2 separate regions of the Homo sapiens genome follow, and region 1 is linked to region 2. Evidence: chromatin contacts called from ENCODE Hi-C or POLR2A ChIA-PET data. All regions are on one chromosome and are shown on one strand. Each heading gives the region's core, a stretch centred on a gene start or an enhancer-like site at or near the end of the contact. The rest is flanking DNA. Distances are from core to core; before and after follow the strand shown. Region 1 overlaps COL2A1 (collagen type II alpha 1 chain). Region 2 overlaps VDR (vitamin D receptor).

Region 1 (4,582 bases), core at 1-2,500, 120 kb after region 2:
TTACGGGGAAAGGACAGCTTCTCGGCACCCAGAAGTTCCTGACTGGACAACAGGGCACGTACCTTGGCTCCAGGAGCACCAGGGAAGCCAGGACCACCAGCAGGACCGACAGGACCCTGGAGAGAGTAGGCGGATGAGAAGAGAGGTGAATGCCAGTTCTGGCCTCCAAAGCGAGCCACCCCGACACCTCACACTCCTTCCCTCCTCTGTACTGATTTCACTCCATATCCATTGTGGCTAAAAGGCCTTGGATGAAAATTGTCCCCATTGCCAGCGTCCCCAGGAAACTTTGCCTGGCTTCAGAAGGCAAAGCAAGTTTCTGACTACATCTGTGGTGAGAAGCAGAAACTCCTTTGACCTCCCTCCTCTAAAAAGACTGCTGAAAGGATGGCTGAGGAAAATGAGCCCATGCTTCAAAGCTTGTTATCGATATGCTCAATTGATATTTACAAACTTCTTCTCTTTCCTCCCCCTTTCCAGTAGACATCAGAGTGCTGCTGTGGTTGCACCCAATACACCCTGCAGACTGCCTTGGGCTGCTTAACGGGACTTAAAGCACAGCAACAATGACCTGCTGAGGATGAAATGAACTTACCGGAGGCCCTGCGGGGCCTGGCTGACCATCGTTGCCTCGGGCACCCTGTGAGCAAGAAGGAAGTGACCATGAGAGGTGCCCACAGGCCCTGTCCGTCCCTGCTCCCAGCCCACCCTTACAGAAAACGAAGGACACACTGTGCCTGGGGTGTCCCAGGGCAGAGCACGAGGATGGCGAGGTGTGGGCTGCAGTTTTGGTGTCTGTGCGAGTGGGTGGCCAGAAGGCAGTAATGGGCTTCTTCTAATCTTTTTTTGTTGTTGTTTTTGAGACGGAGTCTGGCTCTGTCGCCAGGCTGGAGTGCAGTGGTGCGGTCTTGGCTCACTACAACCTCCACCTCTCAAGTTCAAGCAATTCTGCCTCAGCCTCCTGAGTAACTGGGATTACAGGCATGTGTCACCACACCTGGCTATTTTTTTTATTGTTATTTTTAGTAGAGACTGGGTTTTGCTATGTTGGCCAGGCTGGTCTGGAACTCCTGACCTCAGGTGATCCACCCGCCTCAGGCTCCCAAGGTGCTGGGATTACAGGCGTGAGCCACCGCACCTGGCCCCTAATCTTAAACAAAGCTTAAATCATTTTCTCTTTTCTTCAACTTCAGTTCAGACCCCAAATATCCGTAACTTCAAGGCCAAGTGATCATTTAAAGACTGAGAGAATTGAGTGTAAGGAAATGAAACAGCGAGGCAACCATGTGGACTCAGTGCTTCCTGCCTGCTCAGGGGGAAGCGCTTTCAAGGCTTGGTTAACCTCTGTGGTTAAGGCTTGGTTAAGGCCTCCTCTTGGTTGACTCCAGGTTGCCTCTTCCTCTGGCCCATCCCCAGACAGCCTGCTCTTACGGAAAACAAAGATGCCCATAGGATGTCTACCATTGGCTCCCTGATGGGGCAGGGCACCAGCCACAGCTCAAACACTACATCTGAGCTCAAGCCCTAAGAGGCTTTTGCTTACAAAGCAAGGCAAGGTTGCCAGCTCCTTCTCTAGGACTGGACTTGGAGGGGGAGGGTTTTTTCTGCCAAGTTTGTGGTGGCACCCCTCAAATGCTCTCTCAAGGTTCCTTAAGGCCCAGGGAACTCTTTACCGAAACTCTGGGGGCCACAGGCTGGGTGGAGCTGGGCCTAGGGCCTGACTGAGCAGGTCAGGGGGGTACCTTTTCCTGCTGAGTCCTGCCTGTCAGTCTCTGCCTCTCCTTAGAAGCTAAAGAAGGATGCTTTAGGGGGAGCTCGTGTTTTAAATACAACTCAACTCTTCTTCCTGGCTGGGGTCCATTTCTCCTAACGGAGACTCTCCAGATTGGCATTTAAGAGGAAAGCAAGAGAAAACTTAGAAAAAATGTCAGCAGGAACATAAAGCTTCAGGATTGGCCACAGCCCCTCTGGGCTGGCCTGGCTGCTTCGGGAAGCAGTTCCTTGGGGAGCTCTGGAGCACCCTCTCCCCAGGGGTCAGCCAGCAGGAGGGCCCAGCCTGGGCCTGAGTGAAAGGGAGCTGCCATGCTGCTCTGAGAGGCCAGAACTAGGCTGACATCTGCCACCTCTCCCTGCAGCAAGTCTGGAGAGAGGATACAGGCCCAAGGGAGGGCACATGACCACAGCAGGCAGACACCAACCCAGCCCAGTCTCCAGGCCAGCCTTGACACTAGATCAGCACTTGGATCTCCATGAGCCTACCCCGTGTCTGGGGCCTGCACACCCCGGACACTGCACAGCCCCCTTCTGGAAGTCAAGGCTGAGAAGGCTGCTGGGATACCACAGAGCAGAGGCCTCGCAGAGCAGACTCCAGAGAGGAGTCTGATGGGAGGGGAGAGGGAGGAGTAGCAAAGAAGGGCTCAAAGGCAATGTTGTCAATCTTCTAAGCCAAATCCTACACACGCTGCCAGCCTAACTACCGTGCGGACAGGAACCAACAGAGAGAACCAAGAAGCAGGGCGGCTGTGCCCAGGAAGGAGGGAACAAGGACAGGAGATGGAGCTTGTCTTTAGCCCATGCAGACTAGGGCCACCGCAGCTCTGAGCCTCGCTAAAAGGCCACAAGCCAGCATCCTGCTAATCTGTAGAAACGGCAGTGTTTCTTGGCAGCCCCAGTGCTCTCTAATCCCCTCACACAAAGTGACCCTGGGGCAAGGCACTTCAGCAGCTCTGGCTGACAAAGGGGGGTCGAGGCTTCTGCTTATTTCACTGATCTGCCTTTGAGGGAAACTTCTGCCAAACAGACACATTAGCTGGAAAGCAGCACAACGGAGTGAAGCTGCTTTATTTTGGCCAGCCCTGCAAGGACCTGTGAGGAGGGGCCTCAGAGCTTGGGTGTTGGGGGTATGAAATCAGCAGAAAGCATAATCTTTCTTAAACACAGCTTTCATCGCATCACTCGCCTGACCAAGTGCCTACAAGGACTCTCTATTGCTAAGGAATCAGAGCTAAACGCCTCTGTCTGGCACCCTGCACCCTCCATCAGCTGCCAATCCCCTCACCCTTAATTTCCCACATTAACTAGAGGCCACCAGAGTCTAAGGCTGCAAGGCACTATTTATCTTAAGCTATTTCACCTTTCTGTGTCTCGGTTTTTTCATCCGTAAAATGGGGAGAAGAATAGAACCACCTCTCAGGATATGGAGGAAGATGAGATGAAGTAAAGCATATAGGGTATTAAACACAGGAAGTGCCTATGGAATGGTGGCCCCTGGTACTATAGCATAACATCCCTCACAGCAGCAGCCAGCATAGAGCCCTGTGAGTTGATGCTCACCTGTTCCACTTTTCTAGGGCATTTGAGCAACCAGGAAGAACAGAGAGTAGCACGGTGGTGCTATAGCCAGCTAAGTCTGTCTGTAAACTCCAGCTGGATTGCCCAGGGAGTGGGTGGTGGTTGTTGAAGGGATTACCTGATAATCTGGACTGGTTAAGAGAATCATGCTTTCACCCATCGACCCTCCCATTCCTATCCTTCCTCCTTCAACTGTGCAGACTCAGCCTGGGAAGTTTTGATGGGCACACTGGGGGTGAATTCTTAAGGGATAACAATACTCCCTATGCCTCACAGGGTTGTTTCGAGGGTCAAGAGAAACAAACCTGTAAACTCTAAAGTGCTCGGCAAATGGTGGTGTTTGGCTTTGTCAATTACTCACCGCAGCGCCAGCAGGGCCAGTCCGTCCTCTTTCACCAGGCAGGCCACGAGGACCCTGGAACACACACCAGGACAGCCTAAGCATGAGTTGGCTTTACGGTGCTCAGGGTGACCATTTCTACCTGCAGGCCCTTTGCGGATACCAGAGGAGAGGGAGGATGCCCACACCCAGGAAAACAAGGACCTCCTGATGGTGCTGGCTCCTTGACTAGCCAGGATGCCTCAGATCACACCCAACAGTTTTCTCCACAGGCGGAACACACGAATGTTCCTGTTGCTACCTATTGGGAACCTTTGTTACAAGCACACCTTGCTCCTTGCAGTAGATGAGCTTGACAAAATGTTGAGACTCAACAGAATTTTTTTAAATGGGAGCATCTTTAGTGTGATAAAATGGGTATCTTAAGGAAATGTTGGTGAAATCTTGAACAAATCATCTGTCTAATACATTTTGCTTTTTGCTCACAATCAGATGAAATCTACAACACAGAATATGAACTTTGCACAAAGGGAGCTCTTTGCAGCCATCTGATAGTCTGAAGAGTCTTTGATAAACCTTCCTGGAGGGTGTCCATACTTACCATTGGGCCCGGAGATCCGTTCTCACCCGGGGAACCACTCTCACCCTGGAAAAATGATGCACAAGGTCAGTGTCTGGGACCCCATTCTTGGCCGCCAGCAAACTCCTAGGGAAGACGCCAAAAGCCCTGGTCATCTCAGCTCGCACTGACACAAACTTCAGTCCTGTGAGGGACAATGCCCTGAGCTCTCCAGGCCTGCTGTTGGCCCATCAGGATGTAGGGCTGGTGTTCCCAGCCAAGGCTGTTCTGAGGAGCTAGTTCCACTGAGCTCCACAGTGTCTCCCTGGCTA
Region 2 (4,981 bases), core at 871-3,370:
TTGCCCAGGCTAGTCTGGAACTCCTGGGCTGAAGCAATCCTCTATCCTAGGCCTCCCACAGTGCTGGGATTACAGGTGTGAGCCACTGCACTCCGACTCTTTTTTTTTTTTTTTTTTGAGACGGAGTTTTGCTCTGTCACCCAGGCTGGAGTGCAGTGGCTCACTCAGCTCACTGCAAGCTCCACCTCCCGGGTTCACACCATTCTCCTGCCTCAGCCTCCAGAGTAGCTGGGACTACAGGCGCCCGCCACCACTCCTGGCTAATTTTTTTTTGTATTTTTAGTAGAAATGGGGTTTCACCGTGTTAGCCAGGATGGTCTCGATCTCCTGACCTCATGATCCGCCTGCCTTGGCCTCCCAAAGTGCTGGGATTACAGGCGTGAGCCATCGCGCACAGCCACGCCCCGACTCTTATACTTATTTTACAGTACTCTGTTCCCCTTCCCATTTTAAAAAATTAAACAGGAAATAACAAAAGTGCATTTCCCTAGAAAAAACCCTTTTTTTTTTGAGATGGAGTCTCGCTCTGTCGCCCAGGCTGGAGTGCAGTGTTGCGATCTCAGCTCACTGCAAGCTCCACCTCCTGGGTTCATGCCGTTCTCCTGCCTCAGCCTCCCGAGTAGCTGGGACTACAGGCGCCCACCACCGCACCCGGCTAATTCTTTGTATTTTCAGTAGAGACGGGGTTTCACTGTGGTCTCGATCTCCTGACCTCATGATCCGCCTGCCTCGGCCTCCCAAAGTGCTGGGATTACAGGCGTAAGCCACTGTGCCTGGCCGAAGAAACCTTTTTAAATATTGAAATCTCCAGAGTAGCCAGCATAATAACATTTAATGAGCCGCTATGAGAAGTAAGGATGCTAGTCTCAGCATGAAGTCTTCTAGATTCTAGAGACCTGTGACTGGAATAGCTCCTGTTCCAGGGATAGATGTGTACATGGAAGGAAGAAAAGGCCCAAACCATAGCTCTAGACATCCCAGAACCTGCCCAGAAAAAGAAGGGGCCAGACAAGCAGGTGGAAATCCTGAGGCCTGGCCTTGGGTTTTTTGAAAGGAAGAGGAAGCAGGAGCTCTGTAGGAACAGAAAACTAGAGCTGGGCACAGTGGCTCAGGCCTGTAATCCTAGCACTTTGAGAGGCTGAGGTGGGCGGATCATCTGAGGTAAGGAGTTTGAGACCAGCCTGGCCAACATGCCAAAACTCCGTCTCTACTAAAAATACAAAAATTAGTTGGCCATGATGGTGCATGCCTGTAGTCCCAGCTACTTGGGGGCTGGGAGCTGAGGCAGGAGAGTCGTTTGAACCCAGGAGGTAGAGGTTGCAGTAGGCCAAGATCATGCCACTGCACTCCAGCCTGGGCAACAGAGCAAGACCCTGTCTCAAAAAACAAAACAAAACAAAACAAAAAAAACCCAGAAAACTACTGAAGTGTTCTTAGCTAGAAAGGTGGCACCCTTGAGGCTGGGTGTGGTGGCTCAGGCCTGTAATCCCAGCACTTTGAGAGGCCGAGGTGGGTGGATCATGAGGTCAGGAGTTTGAGACCAGCCTGACCAACATAGTGAAACCCCATCTCTACTAAAAATACAAAAATTAGCCGGGCACGGTGGCACATGCCTATAGTCCCCGCTACTCGGGAGGCTGAGGCAGGAGAATCACTTGAACTTGGGAGACGGCCGTTTCACTGAGCCGAGATTGTGCCACTGCATTCTAGCCTAGGCAACAGAATGAGACTCTGTCTCAAAAAAAAAAGAAAGAAAAGAAAAAGAAAAGTGGCACCCTTGTAGCCTATGTAAGTTGTGTGTGTGTGTGTGTGTGTGCACAAGTGTGCACATTTAAGGGCTCATTTTCCTAATTCGAACATTCTCTCCCACTGCCAGCCACACCACGTGGACTTTGGGAGGCTGCATAAAGGACACCTCCCTGAGGCACCTCCCTAGAGGCTTTTCATCATCCATGTCCTGAGAGTCCTGTCCTCCTCCCAGCCCCAGCAGGAGTAGGCCCCACTTTTCTGACATAGTTAGATGGGGAAAGATGGTGGCAGAATCACTGTCTGCATGAGCAGCAGCATCTTCCAAGGAACTGCTGAGTGTGAAGATGCCCAAGCCTTCCAAGCCAAAGCCCAGGCCCAACCATTTCCTTCCTGGAGATGAGCTACTGACGTCATCTGCTCAGGGGCCAGGCATTAGTTAGGATTCTTGGTAAAACATGACTCACTGTTCACATTCACTAGAACATACATGGGGTTGAGGGGAATCGCACTCATCAATTGTCAAGCTTGCTCTAGCAAATGGACAGCTGGGGACCACACCGACTCAGCCCCTGGGATAGAGAAGAGACCAGAGTAGGGCTCTACTGGCAGTCCCAGGCAGGCCCAGACTCTTAGATCCACAGAGGGCCCAAGAGACCGTCAGTGTAACTCCCTCCCTTTATACGTGGGACCACTGAGGTTAAGAAACTTACAGGTGAGGATATTCAGCAAGAAGTGCAGGCTCCTAGGTCTGGAAGTCTTAGGGATCTAAGGCTTAGCCTTTAGCTTCCTGGATTGTTTTCAACCCCAGAAACTTAAAGTGCTCAGTGAAGTTGATGCCCCAAACAGCCCCAGGTGGCTCAATGCCAAGAATGACCCAACAGTCAAGGAAGCAGCTGCTGTTGGTTTTGGACCTTGGCTCTGGTACCCTGCTGTGACAACCCTCATCACCCAAGGGGCCTACTGCAGAGCCAGGGTTGTCAGGAGGTGGAGCAGCACCAGGCTATCAGGGGCTCCTTAGCTCCAAGTCTAGCCCGCCTCAGGCCCAGTCCTAACCCTGCAGTAGCTAACAAGAAAGAAGTTATACGCCAGGCTTTTTTCCATCTTCGTAGAAACAAAAAGCCTTTTGCCGTTCACCTCTATTTGTTTACTGCTGCTTTTCTGGAGGGACAAGAGAATATGGAAGCATCTTGGGAACTGTTAGGGTTCCCCAGAAACGAGATACAATTATCCCCACAGGGACATCTGTATGTTCCAGGACATGAGATTGGTGTCCCTCCCACCAACCTTGTGGTTCTTGAGGCTTCATCCGTCACCACAAATGCTCAGGCCTCAGAATGCCCGTAATTCTCTAAACTTACTCAAGGACCAGAAGTTTCTATTTCAGAAGAAACTCTCATTTCCTTTTTTTTTTTTTTGTTTTTCAACAACCGGGCATTTCGCTCTGGTCACTGAGGGGCTGCTCTGTCCTCCCACTGGCTGTCTTGTCTGGCTCAGAGCTCTTCCTGTTAAGCCTGCAAGGCCATGGGCACCAAGAAGACAGCACATCGTCAGCCTAGCCCAGCCACCACCTACAGTGATGTGAGCCAAAGCCTCTCACCAGACTGGGCCCGGGACTGAGAGCTTCTTGAGGCCCCAGGGCCTATCAGAGGCCCCGTCTGTCCTTCCCCAGGCTCCAGGGAGCCTGCCTTTGACCCTCACTTGGGGGCAGCCCCCCCAGCTGCAGGGTTGCCTGAAAAGAGATTCCACTGCTTCGCCATCTTTCTCTCATTTTTCTCATGTCACTTTAAATATGAAGCTCCATCTCAGATGTCTATACGCAGGAGGGTTGGAGATTGCCACTCAGCCCCACTTTGCCTGACAACAGGAATGAGGCTAGGAATAGGAAGAGAAGGCCGGGCGCGGTGGCTCACACCTGTAATCCCAGCACTTTGGGAGGCCGAGACAGGCGGATCGCGAGGTCAGGAGATCGAGACCATTGTGGCTAACACGGTGAAACCCCATCTCTACTAAAAATGCAAAACATTAGCCGGGCGTGTTGGCGGGCGCCTGTAGTCCCAGCTACTCGGGAGGCTGAGGCAGGAGAATGGCGTGAACCCGGGAGGTGGAGCTTGCAGTGAGCTGAGATCGTGCCACTACACTTCAGCCTGGGGGACAGAGCGAGACTCCATCTCAAAAAAAAAAAAAAAAAAAAAAAAGGAATAGGAAGAGAAAATAGTGCAGAGCTGAATTAAGAGAAAGTACTGGGACTGGGTGCAGTGGCGTGAGCACGCCTGTAAGCCCAGCACTTTGGGAGGCTGAGGTGGGCAGATAGCTTAGGCTCAGGAGTTTGAGACCAACCTGGCCAACATGGTGAAACCCTGTATCTACAAAAGATTAAAAAAAATTAGCCAGGCATGGTGGCATGCGCCTGTGGTCTCAGCTACTTGGGAGGCTAAGGTGGAAGGATCGCTTGAGCTGGTGAGGTCAAGGCTGCAGTGAACCAAGATTGTGCCACTGCACTTCAGTGTGGGTGACAAAGTGAGATCCTGTCTCTAGAAATAAAAAATAAAAGAGAAAGTACTGGGGGTAAAAAAAAAGTTTGGCGCCCTTGCTTCTGCTTAAGAGTTGTCATATGAAGCCCGAGAACACTGAAAAGGAAGAGGACACCATTACGCTCTGGAGCGTGGGGTCAGTGTTCAGGGTATAGAAAGTTTGCTCCCCAGCTCCAACTGCCAGACCCAGAGGCTCTCTGGAACTCAGATCCCAGAGCTGGCCTTTCAGGTGTGTCTGGCCCAACATGTCTGTTTGCTGGGCCACAGATCCTCTTGGCTCAGAGGTCCTGTTCTTCCCTGTTCTCCTGCCTTCCAAGGGCACTTCCACATGTGTGGCTGTCATTTACTCTCTGCCCACGAGGAGTCAGGGCAGCCAGACTGCCCAACCCTGGCTCTGTGCTTTGTCCTGAAGGTCTACACCCTACCCTGCCTTCCTCCCAATACTAATTGCCTGTGAGCTGGTTTGGATTTGAGAAACAAGAGCTTCAGGTTTCCATGAGAGCCCATTGCCTCAGCTGCTCTCTGAGCCTGGACCCTGTCATCCTCTGGTTGGTTGGCATTTATACCCCAGCTCAGGAAGGGGGGGTAGGGGTGGGGCAACCAAGCTAAATATAGATGCAGTTTCTAGAAAGCCAGGGGTGAGAGAGGACATTGACCGATTCTCATGCCAGAGACCAGTTTATCAAAACAGAAAGAGACAA

What was found. A loop is a pair of places that touch in the nucleus more often than their neighbours do. ChIA-PET counts read pairs that join two places held with the same protein, here RNA polymerase II (POLR2A). Pooled maps may share reads with other maps.
Region 1: a loop to region 2 is called in a map with no recorded cell type, with 5 times the contacts of the local background. The contact joins two enhancer-like sites. A Hi-C loop is called at or near these places in 2 of 37 single-sample maps with no recorded cell type and 6 of 50 pooled maps. POLR2A ChIA-PET finds 5 or more read pairs at or near these places in 1 of 52 experiments (H1).

Annotation. Positions count from the first base shown.
Region 1 is chr12:47,989,166-47,993,747 of GRCh38, forward strand. COL2A1 (collagen type II alpha 1 chain) reads right to left here. Exons shown (of 54, transcript NM_001844.5): 15 at 4,293-4,337; 16 at 3,713-3,766; 17 at 596-640; 18 at 63-116. Among named protein-coding and RNA genes, the nearest start is that of COL2A1, 13 kb to the right of the region's middle. RefSeq lists an enhancer at 1,049-1,098. Within about 2 kb of position 1,251, at least 2 of the 41 ENCODE cell types and tissues checked have a DNase peak (open chromatin) inside an H3K27ac peak, as active enhancers do.
Region 2 is chr12:47,865,616-47,870,596 of GRCh38, forward strand. All of the region lies in intron 3 of VDR (vitamin D receptor), which reads right to left. Among named protein-coding and RNA genes, the nearest start is that of VDR, 37 kb to the right of the region's middle. RefSeq lists enhancers at 2,878-3,378, 3,084-3,263, 3,364-3,433, 4,200-4,249. Within about 2 kb of position 2,121, at least 2 of the 41 ENCODE cell types and tissues checked have a DNase peak (open chromatin) inside an H3K27ac peak, as active enhancers do.